Linked DNA regions of Homo sapiens: region 1 is linked to region 2. A link is a loop called in an ENCODE intact Hi-C map of the cell type or tissue named here. Cell type or tissue: endothelial cell of umbilical vein. All regions are shown on one strand.

Region 1 (8,000 bases), 450 kb after region 2:
GCCTTACTGAGGACTTGGAGTTTCGCAAAAGCATGTATGAAGAGGTAACTATATATAATTTTGCTTTGTAAAGGAATGGAGGGGTTCTAGAATGACTTTGTCATAGCTAAACATGTAATTATATTTTATTTATGATTTCTTTGCCACAAAAATATATCAGATAAAGAAATAATAAGGTTTGGGGATGGGGAGAAATTTTGCAGGTAGATTATTCAAGCTACTGCTGCTAAAAGACCGCATTTGAGAACTCAAGCTGTTACCGTAAACAGATATGATTTCACTTCATCTTACTTATTTTTGTTTTTTTGTTTTTGTTTTTTTGAGACGGAGTCTTGCTCTGCCGCCAGGCTGGAGTACAGTGGCACGATCTCGGCTCCTTTCAACCTCTGCCTCCTGGGTTCAAGCAGTTCTCCTGCCTCAGCCTCCCGAGTAGCTGGAACTACAGGCGTGCGCCACCACGCCCAGCTAATTTTTGTATTCTTAGTAGAGACGGGATTTCACCATATTGGCCAGGGTGGTCTCGATCTCCTGACCTCGTGATCCGCCCACCTTGGCCTCCCAAAGTGCTGGGATTACAGGTGTGAGCCACCACATCCGGCCTCACTTCATCTTAACTTATAAAGGCTTGGTCACAGCAGCTAATTACTGTCAACATGTTTAAGCATTAGTTATCTATTCCTGCCTAACAAATTACTTCCAAAGTTCATCAACCTAAAACCACAGACTTGTATTAATTTCTTAGTTCCTGAAGGTCAGAATTCAGAGCTGCTAAACTGGGTGGTTCTGTTTCTTGGTCCCATGAGGTTGCAGTACAGCTTTTAACCTGGGCTGGAGGAATGGCATCTGAGCTCTTTCACAGGGCTGTGGGCAGGACGTGTCAGTTCCTCACCTCATGGTCTTCTTCATAGGGCTGCTCATGATATGGCCCCCCTAAGGGTCAGTGATGAGAAAGAGAGAGAGAGAGAGAAAGAAACACAACGAGAACATGAATACATGCTACCAGCTACCAAGGCAGAAGCCAGATTGTCTTCTATAACCTAATCACAGAGGTTACATACCATCACTTTGGCCTTCTCCTATGGCTCACATCTGGAAATGCGGCTACTCACAGCATTTATAGGCGTGTAAATTTTTTTTTTTTTGAGACACGAGACCCGCTCTGTCGCCCAGGCTGGAATGCAGTGGCATGATCTTGGCTCACTGCAACCTCTGCCTCCTGGGTTCAAGCTATTCTCCTGCCTTAGCCCCCCTAGTAGCTGGGACTACAGGCGCATGCACCCACGCCCTGCTAATTTTTTGTATTTTTAATAGAGACGAGGTTCCACCGTGTTAGCCAGGATGGTCTCAATCTCCTGACCTTGTGATTGGCCCGCCTCAGCCTCCCAAAGTGCTGGGATTACAGGCGTGAGCCACCGTGCCCGGCTCACTCATGTGGAAATCTTAAAATATCACTTATAAGCCTTAACTGCTGTGGTCAAGGGGCAGGGGCAAAACCGTTGTCAAACAAAGGAAGTAATAAAATTGAGGAAAGGGGAATGTATATTTCATGAAAATTGTAGAGGGTTGAAATCAACTCATGGGGGAGAACATGCTGTTAATGTGCTAGGCTTAATGTTTTTAGAAGTAGTGTAATTTTGAAAACAGTGCAAATAGGAATTCATTGTAGCAGTTAGCAAACCAGTTTTTTAGTTGGAGGAAAAATAATAGAAATCTGATTATTTTTTAAAATTACAGGCTTTAAACAAAATAGATATTAGTGCAAGGTGCACCAGACAAGCAGTCAGACCTTGGACAACTCTTAGTGTCAGTTTCTTATTTAAAATGAAATACTAATACTGCTATTTTTTTCTTCAATGAGTGGTAAGGATCAAAGTGGAATACTGTGTGTGAAAACTCTTTGGATACTGTAGCAAGTGCTGTCATATAATTGTTACTAAGTGTTGCTTTGTTAAAGCAGATATTTTGATATGAGGTTGACTTACATTTTTGTTTTGTTTTGTAAAAATTGTGATTTATCATTACTTATTTCTGATGTTGTGTGTAGACAACCAGGAGTAGGGTTTTTTTTCTTTGTAAGGTCACTGGTTCTATATAAAAAATAGCATCAGTAAAAAGTAATTTAATATTTTTAGAGTGCATAGCATCTTTGAATTTTTGGCCTTTGCCTTTTTGAGAATGGATGTTAAGATAGTCCTCTTCAGTTTTGTTTTTGTTTTTGTTTTTTTTAACTCTTTTTGGAGACAGAGTCCTGCTCTCTCGCCCAGGCTGGAGTGCAGTAGTACGATCTTGGCTCACTGCAACCTCCACCTCCTGGGTTCAAGCGATTCTTCTGCTTCAGCCTCTGGAGTAACTGGGTCTACAGGCATGTGCCACCATGCCCGGCTAAGTTTTGTATTTTTAGTAGAGACAGGGTTTCACCACATTGGCCAGGCTGGTCTCGAACTCCTGAACTCAAGTGCTCCATCTGCCTCGGCCTCCCAAAGTGCTGGGATTATAGTTGTGAGCCACCGCACCTGGCCTTTTTTACTTTAAAAAAAATTTTTTTGTGTGAGACAGAGTCTCACTCTGTTGCCCAGGCTGGTGTGCAGTGGTACGGTCTTGGCTCACTGCAACCTGTGCCTCCTGGATTCAAATGATTCTTGTGCCTCAGCCTCACGAGTAGCTGGGATTACAGGTTCACACCCTCACAACTGGCTAACTTTTTTTTTTTTTCCTTACTTTTTACTAAGTAATACCATGTTGGCCAGGCTGGTCTAAAACTCCTGGCCTCAGGTGAGCCACTCGCCTCAGCCTCCCAAAGTGCTGGGATTACAGGTGTGAGCCACTACGCTGGCCTTAACTTTTTTTTTTTACATTCATGATATATATTCAGTAATAATATCTAACTTCCTTATTATGAACAGTTGGGGGAAAAAAGGAAGGAGAAAGACGAAAGAGGAAGGAGGAGGTAGACAAAGAACAAACCATTAGCAGTCACTCTTCAGTATTTTTGTGATTTAGGTATTATTTGCTTCATGAAATAGATGTGATCTCTGGGAAGGTGATAGCAGAATCCTCCTGATTTTTCTGATTTTTCAGATTTTGTCAAGTGCATGCTCCTGTGTAGTAGTTAAGAGAAAGATGAAGAAATGCAAAGGAAAATACATGCGCTAATATACACAAACAGCAACTTTGGTGGGTTATACTTCCCTCTTGTGGCTTCTTCAGATATTACCATTCTAATTATTATTTTTTTTTTTTTGAGACGGAGTCCAGCTCAGCTGCCCAGGCTGGAATGCAGTGGTGCGATCTTGGCTCACTGCAACCACCGTCTCCCAGGTTCAAGTGATTCTCCCATCTCAGCCTCCTGAGTAGCTGGGATTACAGGCACCCTCCATCATGGCTGACTAATTTTTGTATTTTAGTAGAGACAGGGTTTTACCATATTGGCCAGGCTGGTCTTGAACTCCTCACCTCAGGTGATCTGATTGCCTTGGCCTCCCAAAGTGCTAGGATTACAGGCGTGAGCCACCGCGCCCAGCCTTCCATTCTAATTTTATTTAGACACTTCCTTAAAACAGAGTAAAGGAAAGGATCATGACAACTACTTCTATTCTTCAATGGTAAATTTTTCATAAATATTTGAGTTAGTCAACTAATATTGTTAATAAGATCCTGTGTCACTTGATAATGATAGCTTAATACCGGCTTTTAAAGAAGTCATGTAAATTAGCTTGTGCTGCCTATTATTATGTCTAAGAAAATGGTTTTATGGCTGGGCAAGGTGGTTCACACCTGTAATCCCAGCAACTTGAGTGGCTGAGGCAGATGGATCACCTGAGGTCAGGAGTTTGAGACCAGTCTGGCCAACATGGGGAAATCTCATCTCTACTAAAAATACAAAAATTAGCTGGGCATGGTGGTATGTGCCTGTAATCCCAGTTACTAGGGAGGCTGATGCAGGAGAATTGCTTGAACCCGGGAGGCGGAGGTTGTAGTGAGCTGAGATCATACCATTGCACAACAGCCTGGGCGACAGAGTGATACTCTATCTCAGAAAAGAAAAGAAAAGAAAAGAAAATAGTTTCATTTCACATAAATCTTTACATGAATTTATCACAACTGTTAAGTTTAACTTTCCATGTGCTGTTTTTTCAGAGATGTTCTTAAGATTATCAATGAAACAATTCAGAAAAATAATTTTTGCTTAGTGTTTAGTATAGTATACTGTGTATAAATCCTTGATTGCAGATAGTTTTAGTAGGCCATCCAGGCCTTTCCTTGGCTTCAGAAAAATAAATAGCTATGCTCCTGAAAAGGAATAGAAAGTTCCTAAGGCTTGAGATGCTACCACTTCTGTCATTAGTTCCATTTCAAAAACCTCAACTGAAAACTAAGAGGCAAAAAAGTGTTTATTCACATGACCGCCTGAGGACAAACAGGAGGAAGTTCGTGTGTAAAACTTCAGATGGCTGTGATGTCACTCAGATGTGTACCAATGCAGCCATGGTAAGTAGCTTGGCTTTATGCTTTTTGTTTTTTCCCCAGGAGATTAACGAGACCAGAAGGAAGCATGAAACGCGCTTGGTAGAGGTGGATTCTGGGCGTCAAATTGAGTATGAGTACAAGCTGGCGCAAGCCCTTCATGAGATGAGAGAGCAACATGATGCCCAAGTGAGGCTGTATAAGGAGGAGCTGGAGCAGACTTACCATGCCAAAGTGAGCTCTCTTCAGAAGATTCTTTTGAACACTTAAAATCATTACTTCACAATTCCCATGATGAACATGGCTTTATGTTTATTTTGTTCTAGTTTTTAAAAATGATTCCCCTAGTCTCCATGAAATATATAGAAAATTGATTTTTTCAAAAAAGTGCAGTTTTCTATAAACTAAATGTTATTAAAAATTACTAGAAGAATGTAGGGTTGTTGCAATTTTATTAGAGGTTAGGTTTTGTCTTTTTGTCCCATTGATCATTCGTACTATGCCATAGTAGTTGAACCCAAACCATGTGAAATAACTTTCTTCCAATAACAAGTACTGATCATGCTGTCCTACATAAACATCCATTTAGTAATGAATGAATGTCAGACTGCATTAGATCTCACTTTCATGTCATCATTGTGCATAGATTGTGACTACCACACTTCCGGCTTTTTTGCATAAGGGCCAAATGGAAAGTCTCTGCTATTTCTTCTTCTGTCACTATTATTCACTTAAAAAAATATTGTAGAAACTTCCCACTTATATTAGCTGACCTTACAAGAATTCATAAAAATCACCAACTAGTACAGGCTTTCCCTGGTAAATGATTTTGCCTTGTGTTTTAAATGTTACATGATTTGATTAAAAAGACTTTTTTGTGGTTGACTTAGAATATTAGAGTCACAGAGTTATTGAAAATTTTCATTGCATGGCTTTAAACTGTTCATGTTGCTTTTTATCTATTGTATGAAGTAGCAGTTAGTGAAAGTGAAAGATCTTATTATAAGCAGTAACTTCAGTTGTATAACATTTATCTAATATCACACATTGAGCTATACAGTGAAGGAGCTAAAGTAAGGATCCGTCACAGACTGTGGCCTCACAGGGAGCCAGGGAGGAGACACAGGAGCATGTCCCTGAGACACACATACACAATAGTGTTATGGGATTTGTATTTTACTCAAGGAGTTTTTTTTGCTTCTGAAAGGAAGTGTTTCTATCTGGTTTGAACGAATCTATAAACTAGTATTTTCTGCTTGTTGGTTTACATTCTGTATTGGATTTGGTGGGTTAGGGATATGTGATGTTTCTTTTCTTACAGACACCACCACAGTCAAGTTGCTATTGCCCAGTCTTCTTATTATCAGTGTTATCTTAGACATTAAAGGTTTAATAGATGAAATATTGAAGTAATAAGCTTTGGGTAAAGGCCTAGGTATATTAGCATTCTTAAAGCTCATTATTTAGGAAGTGACTCTAAAAGTCACACAGAATTACCATCATTCACACCATATCAGCAAACTTCATGATGCTTTTCCTGTGTTTCATCTACCAGTTACCAGCAGGACTTAGGTTTGAAATGCCTTGAGGTGAATCATGCTTCCTTTTTTGTTTCAGTTCTAGATAAGACTGACTATGCTTTGCTTCTTCTTTTAGCTTGAGAATGCCAGACTGTCATCAGAGATGAATACTTCTACTGTCAACAGTGCCAGGGAAGAACTGATGGAAAGCCGCATGAGAATTGAGAGCCTTTCATCCCAGCTTTCTAATCTACAGAAAGAGGTAAATAATCATCTTTCTGTAAGAAGTTAGACTTGAAGGCTACCTTCACCACGGGCACCTACCTGCTTTGCTTGGGCTGATGTCACTCCTCCCTCTGTTTGTTACAGAGGATGGTGTCATCCTGTGCTTTCGTCTTCACAGTACTTTTCTAGATTCGTTCATTTTGCATTGCATAAACATCCTGTGAGCAGATACTATTGTTCCTAATTAGTAGATTACACAGAGCTAAGGGACTTGCCCTTGAGGAAGGAGCCTGCTAGTTTATTCACTGTACTTACCCTAGGACCCGGATCTTCCGACCTGTCTAACAGCTTCATCTCTACAGAGTTATTCTCAACACCTTCCTTTTTTATATCATTTGAAAACCAAAATGAAGAAAAACATGCAAAAATTCTTTGTGGGTGGTGAATGCTTTGTGTTTCTAGACAAATTCTTTAGTGCTTAAAGTATATAACAATTAGGATCCAGGAAAGTAGCTTTAATTTGCATATTCCGATAAGAATTTAGTGACTCATTCATTCGTTGGTACGCCTAAGTGACAAATGGCATTATTGCCGGCTGTGTTGACTGGCTGCCTATCAGGGTGTGATGGTGTGCTTCAGGTGCTGCTTAAGCAGGCATGGACACTACTTCAGATCAGTTTTAGCCTAGGGTGATGTCAGTGTGGACACAAAGTACATATACTCCATATACTGCATTCAGAATGATTCAGCAATTAACTCGTCACCTTAATTATTTTGGAAATAACTTCCGCTTCTATTTTCCTCAAGGGAGGAAATCTTGTTTTGAATTTTCCACATGAGAATAAACTTTATTTTACTTTTTTTTTTTTTTTTTTTTTTTTCTTTTTGAGATGGAGTCTCACTCTGTCGCCCAGGCTGGAGTGCAGTGGTACGATCTCGGCTCACTGTGAGCTCCGCCTCCCGGGTTCACGCCATTCTCCTGCCTCAGCCTCCCAAGTAGCTGGGACTACAAGTGCGTGCCACCACGCCCGGCTAATTTTTGTATTTTTAGTAGAGACGGGGTTTCACCGTGTTAGCCAGGATGGTCTCGATCTCCTGACCTCATGATCCACCCGCCTCGGCTTCCCAGAGTGCTGGGATTACAGGCGTGAGCCACCGTGCCCAGCCTATTTTACTCTTGATTGGGCTTTTCTTCCTTCCTTTTTCTTTTTACCATTTTTAGTAAAATATTTTTCTAATTATAAAACTGATGACCTCTGTTGCAGGAACTTAGAAATAAAGCAGAAAATGAGTCCCATAAAATGGGGTGATATAAAATAATTTAGTTAACACAGGGGCTTTTACACTGTCTATCATGTGCTTTGTTACTTACGGCACAAATTTTTAAATTATTTTAAACCTATTTTGTGCTGATAGTGTTTTGAAGATTTTCATTTAATAGCAGAGCTGGAAGCACCTCTGAGTTCATTCCATGTAACCACAGATCTAGGTGAGTTTAATGATTTGCCCGTTGCCCAGAGGCTGCAGACTGATAAATGGGTTTCTCTACTCCTTCCCAGTTTTTCCTTTTATAACTCATTTTCTTCAAAGAAGATTTACTTTTAGAAATTTAACAGATAATCTTTTTTTCCATTGCACCATCTGTCTTAGTCCTTTTGGGCTGCTATAACAAACTACTATTGACTTGGTAGCTTATAAACAACAGATATGTCAGAAATTATTTCTCACAGTTTTGGAGGCTGGGAAGTCCAAGATCAAGGCACTGGCAGATTGGATATCTGCCTGGTGAGG
Region 2 (8,000 bases):
CAAAATTGTAAGTTTGATACTTTGTAAGTTTGATACTTCAGTGCTGCCACTTTATGAAACTTTCTAAGTTACTATTGTTACTAGCTAACTGATATTTAAGGCACTAACATTTTTACCAATATTTCATAATACTAGCACTGAAGAGAAGTTTTTATTCTGTTATGAAGATGTTAATTAAAGCAATTATCAAAATGGTCCCATAAACATTGAGACCATATTCTGAAAATATAATTACCCTTTATTGTTTTTCTCTTCCTTGAAAAAAAAAAGCCCAAATTCACAAAAAACTTTAGTTTCATAAAACTCATTTGAAGTACATTCAGTAGTTTTTTAAAAGATATTAGTTTCAGTGGCTCTGGAAAATATTCCAAGAATCTAAGCTTTTTCCTACATTCTTCTACTTACGTGAGATTAAGTCTATGATAGAGTTCAAGTGTCCTGGCTTTAAATATTTAACAGGAACAAGAGTAGAGGTGTTGGAATATTTACCAGGGTATTAGTAAGAGGAAGGAGTGGTTTGTCAGCACATGGTTATTTGAATTCTAGCTATAAATCCAAACCCAGATAAGAAGACACCAAAAGTTCATTTCATCAGCTACCAAGATACACTGAAAAATTTAAAGTGGTCATAAATTGTATTAGCTCCTCCCATCAAGAGATAGATTATTTCCCCACCATGTGAATCTAAGTTGGATGACTCATGACTGCTTGGACTGATAGAATAAGTCAGAAGTGATGTTATGTGACTTTTGAGCTTGAGCTTCAAGAAGCTTGCAATTTTGCTCTTGCCTTCTGGACTTGAGGCCTTCGTGTAAGAAAAGTGAGAGAGGCCACTGCAGGGAGAGACCAGGCGGAACACACTCTGAAGGCCCCAACAAACCTGTCTTAGTCCATTTGTGCTGCTATCACAGAATACCCAGACTGAGTATCAAGAACAGAAGTGTCTCAGTTCTGGAGGCTGGGAAGACAAAGATCAAGGGGCCAGCATCTGATGAGGGCTGCTCACTGCTTCCAAGATGGTGCTTTGGATAGTGCATCCCCAGAGAGGAGAAATGCTGTGTCCTCCCTTAGCAGAAGGACAAAGAGCAAGTCTACTCCCACAAGCTCTTCCTATAACAGCATTAATTCATCAGGGCTCAGCCAAACACATCCCAAAAGCCCCACCTCCCAGCACTGTTGCACTGGGGGTTAAGTTTCTAACACATGAATTTTGGGGGACACATTCAGACCATAGGACAACCTCCTGATAACAGTTAATTATTTGAATATACCCCCGGAAACAGCAGCAACATAACTGCCTAATTGAGCCCTGCTCAACTTCGTGAACAAATTGCCAATTTAAGCCACTACATTTGGGAGAGGTTTGTTATACAGCAAGAGATAACTGAGACCGAGCCCATTTCATTGGCTACCAAACACACCAAGTCAGTAAGGGAAATGTACTAGCATAGTTGGGGTTTTACTATCAGGTCTCCACCTTCAAATTTCTACAGCACTGCTCTGCCTAGTTTGGTCACAATTTATTTCCAATCAAGACAACTGTAGTTGACTCCTGGTTATCTGTTCCTGCCCCTATTTACTTCCCACATCAATCTAACGTCCACGTTATTCAAGTGGCTAGGATCCTAATTAACATTCTCCCTGCCGTCACTCTTCCGCTCAAGCCGTGGATAAAACCCTGTCCGTGGGATAAAACCCTGGGCCCAGTATTCATAACCTTCATAATGAGGCTTTGCCTGACTTACGAGAGGTAGAGGAGTATTTAACCATTGACCCCCAGACCCCACAGATCAAGGGTTATTCCCCTGACCTCTGGGCATGTGCCATGGCCTAGAAAGTTCCTTACAGCACCAAAAATCTAATTTCTTTATATTTTCTTTAGATTAATAAATTAATCTAATACCTGAGATATTAGATGAAGCACTTGAAGTGAGACAATCTCAGCTAAAAATAAGTGGAAGCCTGCAGAGAATTGTCCAGTATAGTCACAGCTGAAATCAGAGGGCCAGTCAAGCATTTGTGAATCCATGTGCCAGCTGTACCTGCTGCTCCCTGTCTGAGGTCATAACATCAATATCCATTTCCTTAGGAAGCCACAGAAAGTCTGATGTAAAAGGTCTCCTAGGAAGTGCACAGATATCCTGGACCTCCTAAGCTGTTTATGCAAACCCTGAACCTCCATAAATCATCTTTTCAAACAATGTTATCTCAGTTAAATTTATCCGTGGACTGTGTCTTCCCAGGAAAAACTTACAAGACAATCAGAAACATCTCCTCTAGAACCACCTGATATAGGATTATTTTGTAAGAGAACAACCCAAGGAGCCTCTATAACCCCAAGTGATCAAAACTTAAATCAATAAGAAATTGACATCGTGTGCTTCTTGATCTGATGCACTGAGAACAACACAAAGATTATCATTGTGGCGATCTTACCAAAGATACAAAACCTGAATTTAATCAGAAAGAAGCATCAGAAAACCCAAACTGAGGAATATTCTTAAAACAAACAAACAAACAAACAAAACTGTCCCGTACTCCTCAAATTTATTGACGGGGGAAAAAAAAAAAGACCAAGGAACTGTTTGATTGGAGAGACTAAGGAAACATGCTTATAAAATACAACATGGCCCCTGGGTTGGACTGCAGCCTAGAAAGACAGCTGAAAATTTTGAATAAGGCCTGTGTATGAAGTAGTATTGTGTCAGTGTTAGTTTTCTAATTTTGATTAATTGCATTATAGTTCGATCTGGATGAAATGATGAAGTAGCTCTTGTAAGAGTTCAAAATGAGAAGTTAAAAAGTTTAAGTTGTTAAAATCAGTGGATAGCAGATAATGAGCAATTGGAAGATGATACCTGAAATAGGCAGATTACAAATGACGTTTGTCATATTTAGTTGGATATTGGTTGACTTGAGCACTGATTTGCAACATGTGTTTGGGGCTATCCCACTACACCCCCAAGTTCACACTCACCTATTTTTACTTGAATATGTCACTTAATTCTTAGAGAAACTTCAGAATAGTGTTGCTCACAGTTCACTTTGATTTTACAATGTAAAATATACATATAAATATTTTTACAAGGGGAAAAGAAAGAGGGAATATCATACAAACAAAAAGCTAACTTCCAAAGAGATAGTTGAATTTCACAATCAATTAAAACAGAATCACCTGGGAAGCTTGTTAAAAAAAACTCTGATGCCCAAGTCTCACACCAAACCTATAAAATCAGAATGTATAGGTGTGGGGTATTTGTACAAGTTCTGTGCAATTGTGAGGCATACTAAGAAAGTTTGAGAACCACCATTTAAGAAAATAACTGGTCTCTAAATTAGGACTCATTATCCACTAGATGGTGCCAAGAATTCAAAGATGGAACTTTGTGGTACAATGTCTATTTTCCTTTGAGTATACAGTGTGTTCATTTTCCTTCTTATCCACTTTCTCTTCGACCTCTCCCCAACTTGTAGGAAAGGGTTACATCACACCAAAATAGATATTTTGTTCAGTATCAGTCTAGCAGCTTCTCCTTGGATTTTGGTTATAACAGACAGGCTCGTTCTGAAGGGATATTGAGAGGAAGTTGTGTGAGTACTCTTCCCTTAGCCTTTTACTTTCTCAGTGCAGATATTTAGAAGAGGAAAATCCACTGTAAGAGGTGGCCTCATTGGCAATGAGTGATTGGATAAGAAAGAATGGTCTGACCAGTTCCTAAAAGCCATATTTAGCCGTTTGTGGTTTTGATCCCTGTCCTTTCCCGGAAACAATGACTTCAAGAATGTACCACAACTATTTGGTATGTTATATCAGTTAAATAATAAGTCATATTATTAAATATCAGATTACTCTTAAGCTACCACTGCCTCAATGGAAAAGCATTTGACAATTTCTTAAACTGTTTTATCCTTTCTTTATCCTCAGGATTTTTGCAATTAAAAAATCCTGTGCAGATGATAATCTCATTTCAGTTTTTCTGATGAGTTTATGTGTTTGGAATCTGCTCCAAGGCATTGTGTTTATCCTCATGAATGTTTATTTTTAAATGTGTATCGAATAGAAATGGCTAGAAAGCCGAGCAAGACAAATAACATTTTATTAATCCTTGTCTTAGTCTCTTTGTGCTGCTATAACAAAGTACCTGAGACTGGGTAATTCATGAAAAAAAAAAAAAAAAAAAAATGTATTTTCTTACCATTCTCGAGGCTGGGAAAGATCGGGGCACTGGCTTCTGATGTGGGTTTTTTGGCCACACCCTCACACGGAAGGAGGAACAGGGGCAAACTAACTAAACAGTTCACGAAGCCTCTTTTATAAGGACCTTAATCCCACTAACAAGGGAGAAGCCCTCATGGCCTAATCATCTCTTAAAGGCCTCACCTGTTATCACACTGGCAACCTTTGAATTTTGGAGGGAACACATTCAAACCATAGCAGTCCTACAAATATCTATTGAGCAACAATATGTACCAGGCACTGTGATACACATTGGTGTAGGGACACAGGGTTGAACAAAGCAAAAAAATATAAGCTTTCATGAATTTGCATTCTAGCTGTGAGAAATGTACAGAGGAAAAAAATAGCAAGATAATGATAGAGTGACAACTCTTTTACTTCATAAAGCAGAGAGGTGTAATAGTTTCTGCACAAGCCAGGATTATTTTTGACATTGTAGTCAGGGGAGGCTCCCTGAGAAGGTGACATTTGAGTTGAAATTGAATGATGACAAGAAGAGCCAGAAAGGAAGCTATATAGTCAGTGGGCGGAGCAGGTGCAAAGATCCAGGGGTAGAAACAAGTGTGGTATATTGCAGATTAGGAAAAAAACCAATGAAAGGAAGCATGAGCTAAATGAGGCTGGAGATATGGGCAAAGACCTGAGCAGGGCCAGAGGTTGCAATTTAGTGAAATAGAAAATTAGGAGATTTTAAAGGGAAGAGTAACATGGTTTTTTTCTTATTTTTAAATTTTAAAATCATCCTGGATCCTGATTGTAGAGGTGATACAAGTGGGAAGAGAGCAATTGGAATACTGCTGCAATAGTCTAGATAACAGATGGCAGCTTGGACTAGTAATAGGAATACCAGTGGAGAGAAGCACTGAAATTCTGGATGTGTTCTGAAGGCACAGCTGATAAGATTTGTTGATGAACTGCACGTGGGGAACAAGGGCATGAGAGAAATCAACAACACCTAAATTGCTTTTACATCAACCAGGTGGATGAGGAAGCCCTTTACTGGTCTGTCCTTACACTGCTAATAAACACATAACCGAGGCTGGGTAATTTATAAAGGAAAGAGTTTTAATTGACTCACAGTTCCACACGGCTGGGGATGCCTCACAATCATTGTGGAAGGTGAATGAGGAACAAAGTAAAGTCTTACCCGGCGACAGGCAAGACAGTGTGTGCACGGGAACTCCCATTTATAAAACCATCAGATCTCGCGAGACTTATTCACTGCCACGAGAATGGCATGAGTGAAACAGCCACCAAGATTCAATTATCTCCACCTGGCCCTGCCCTTGATATGTGGGGATTATTACAATTCAATGTAAGATTTGGGTGGAGACACAGCCAAACCATATCAGAACAGTAAAATGAGACAAGAAAAATTCTGGAGGAGAGCTGTAAATAAAAATTCTACTTTGGTCACAGTAAGTTTGAGGTGTTTATTTAATAGGGAGAAGTAAGAGGGGAATTATAAGACTTGGACATCATCAGCATATAAATAGCATTTAAAGTCATAGGATGAATAATATTACTGAGAGAATGTGTCAATAGAGAAGAGTATCTAGGACTGATCCCACTGACTCTACATTGATGTTGTATTGTTACTCTCTCAATAAGCCTTCAGTGATTTTCCTTGTTTATTTATTTATTTGAGAAAGGGCTCACTCTGGTGCCCAGCCTAGAGTGCAATGGTGTGATCATAGCTCACTGCAGCCTTGAACTCCTGGGCTCAAGCAATCCTTCCACCTCAGCCTCCCAAGTAGCTGGGTCAGTGGTTATTTTTGTTTAAGTAATGTAGTTAAAATCGATATTGGTAAGGTGAGAATAATAATACTGCATACAGTTATTGCAAGGAGCAAATGAGGAATATGTAAAATATCTAACACATTGCCTGGCGGAGTAGGAAATCGATAAAATATGACCTTTTTTTCCCCTATTTCCTTCCTTGGTAAGAGTGGACTCTGCAGTAAATTGCAATAGAACTAAAATCTCTCTATTGGCTCAGATGTCTTTACACAGAGAAAGTCTTAAGAATCATCTGCCTCTGCATTTCCAAAAGGAGATTCTTCCTATAGGATATTAACAGTTTTCCATTTCTATCTGGTTGAGCCTGAGTTAATAAAGTTGAATAGATTTATTAAATGCAGACCTTCATAGAGACCTCTAAGGGACAAAAATTGTGTGCTGTATTTGCCAACTTCCACACAAGCTAGAGAAATTGTCCACAGACCACAATTTAGGAAAGCATTGATTTACTCCAAGCCCCTATTTTACATAAGAGAAAACTGAGGCCAAGGGAGATAAGGTAACTTGAGTAAAGTTCTACCACTAGTAAAGTGTTCTGACACCAAACTTGGAGCTCTTTTTTCTAGAATATTCCATCACTATGATGTCGCTTATTATTACTAACACTACCCCAACTTTCCAACAGCCTTTCCGTCTGAGTAGCCTACTTCAGCTCTTTTCCTAAAAGCTGAGTTTACGAGGCATCTATATGGGGCTTTCAGGTAGATAAGATGCCTAGAGAAAGCAGCCAAGTGCCTCTATTTGTCTGAAATAGAACCCCTGTGGTTTATGAAGAGTTGCCTACATAAGAATGACTTTGTTACATATTCATAATATGGAGTAAGAGATAGAGTTTTTCCTTTTTTTTGGAAAAAAAAAAGCACAAACTGAGTAATCAAACTGTTACCGTATTTATGGCCTCATCTCCAATAATACGTGGGACCTTGGATCCATTCACCTGAGGTAAAATCTCTGAACTTTCATTTGTCTGCCTGTTATTAAGAAAGGCAGTAAAATGGAAGTTAATATTTGCTAAACCTTTGACCTATAATGCAGTTTCTAAATCAGCAGAAAGTATCTTTGTAGAGTTAAGCAGGAAAGAGAAAAAACAGAGCTTTGCCAAGTGCCTTTTCTCATCACCATTTCGCAGAGAAGAAAACTGGATAACACAGGCAGTAAACCCTCAGCATGTCCAAGGGCCCTTAACATGTTAGGCAAAAGGCAAGATTGGAAGCCAGGTTTGTCTCACATTAAAGGTGTATTGCCCCTTCAGTGAAAAAACCTGGAGTGCAGTCATTAGAATGGTGAGAAGAAGGGCTTCCCATAGACCTGAGAAGAGTTGGGTGGTGAGTACTACTCTCAACTTTGCCTGGTGACCATGGAGGGAAGTGGAAGTACGGAAGGGGAAGTGGGAGATGAAGTGGGATTGTAGTGGCAACAGTTTGTAGGACTAACAATACAATTTTTAGATCTTTAATAGATGTCATCTACCCTACCCTAAAGCTACCTTTCCTATTCTCATGATAGCAGACCTCTAAAGCATATCAGACTTTGATCCCAGGAAGATCCACTGTATTGCCTAAGTTCATCCTGCTGACCTACTGAACCTGAAGACCCTCTCAAAATTACCCTCATTTAGCTCAAGTGGTTGGCAACAGTTAAAACATAATTGCCCCTGGAGCTATTATCATCTTACTGCATTAGTGATATGAATATAGGATCTGAAGCAGTTAGCTATTGCTGTGTAGAAATCCATCTCAAAACCTCAGTTGGAAACAATTATTTATTATTTTTTATGAGTCTACAGGTGTTCAGGTAGTTCTGTTGATCTACATCAGTTAGATTTTGGCTGGGCTCACTACTGTGTCTGTGGGGACTTGGCAGGTCACTGGGGAGCCGGGTGGTCTACGACAGCCTGAATGACTCAGCTCTGTGCCATGTGGTCTCATGTGGAGGATACCTCTAATTCAGTCGTGTAGTCATA

What was found. Hi-C counts contacts between places; a loop is a spot of excess contacts. Peaks named below come from ENCODE experiments on the same cell type or tissue, not always from the same donor. Only the 100,000 strongest peaks of a DNase experiment are listed, where the experiment ranks them.
Region 1: it touches region 2 in a loop (6-fold over the local background); 8 of 110 quality-filtered maps call a loop at or near these places.

Annotation. Positions count from the first base shown.
Region 1 is chr5:126,805,653-126,813,652 of GRCh38, forward strand. LMNB1 (lamin B1) reads left to right here. Exons shown (of 11, transcript NM_005573.4): 3 at 1-44; 4 at 4,528-4,698; 5 at 6,121-6,246. Among named protein-coding and RNA genes, the nearest start is that of LMNB1, 33 kb to the left of the region's middle. In endothelial cell of umbilical vein, a CTCF peak has its summit at 3,210 (motif pointing left); DNase peaks (open chromatin) are centred at 3,149 and 6,019; H3K27ac peaks cover 2,992 bases.
Region 2 is chr5:126,350,738-126,358,737 of GRCh38, forward strand. The region is part of intron 1 of LOC124901056 (a long non-coding RNA gene); the gene reads right to left. Among named protein-coding and RNA genes, the nearest start is that of GRAMD2B, 69 kb to the right of the region's middle. In endothelial cell of umbilical vein, a CTCF peak has its summit at 3,382 (motif pointing right); a DNase peak (open chromatin) is centred at 3,514; H3K27ac peaks cover 929 bases.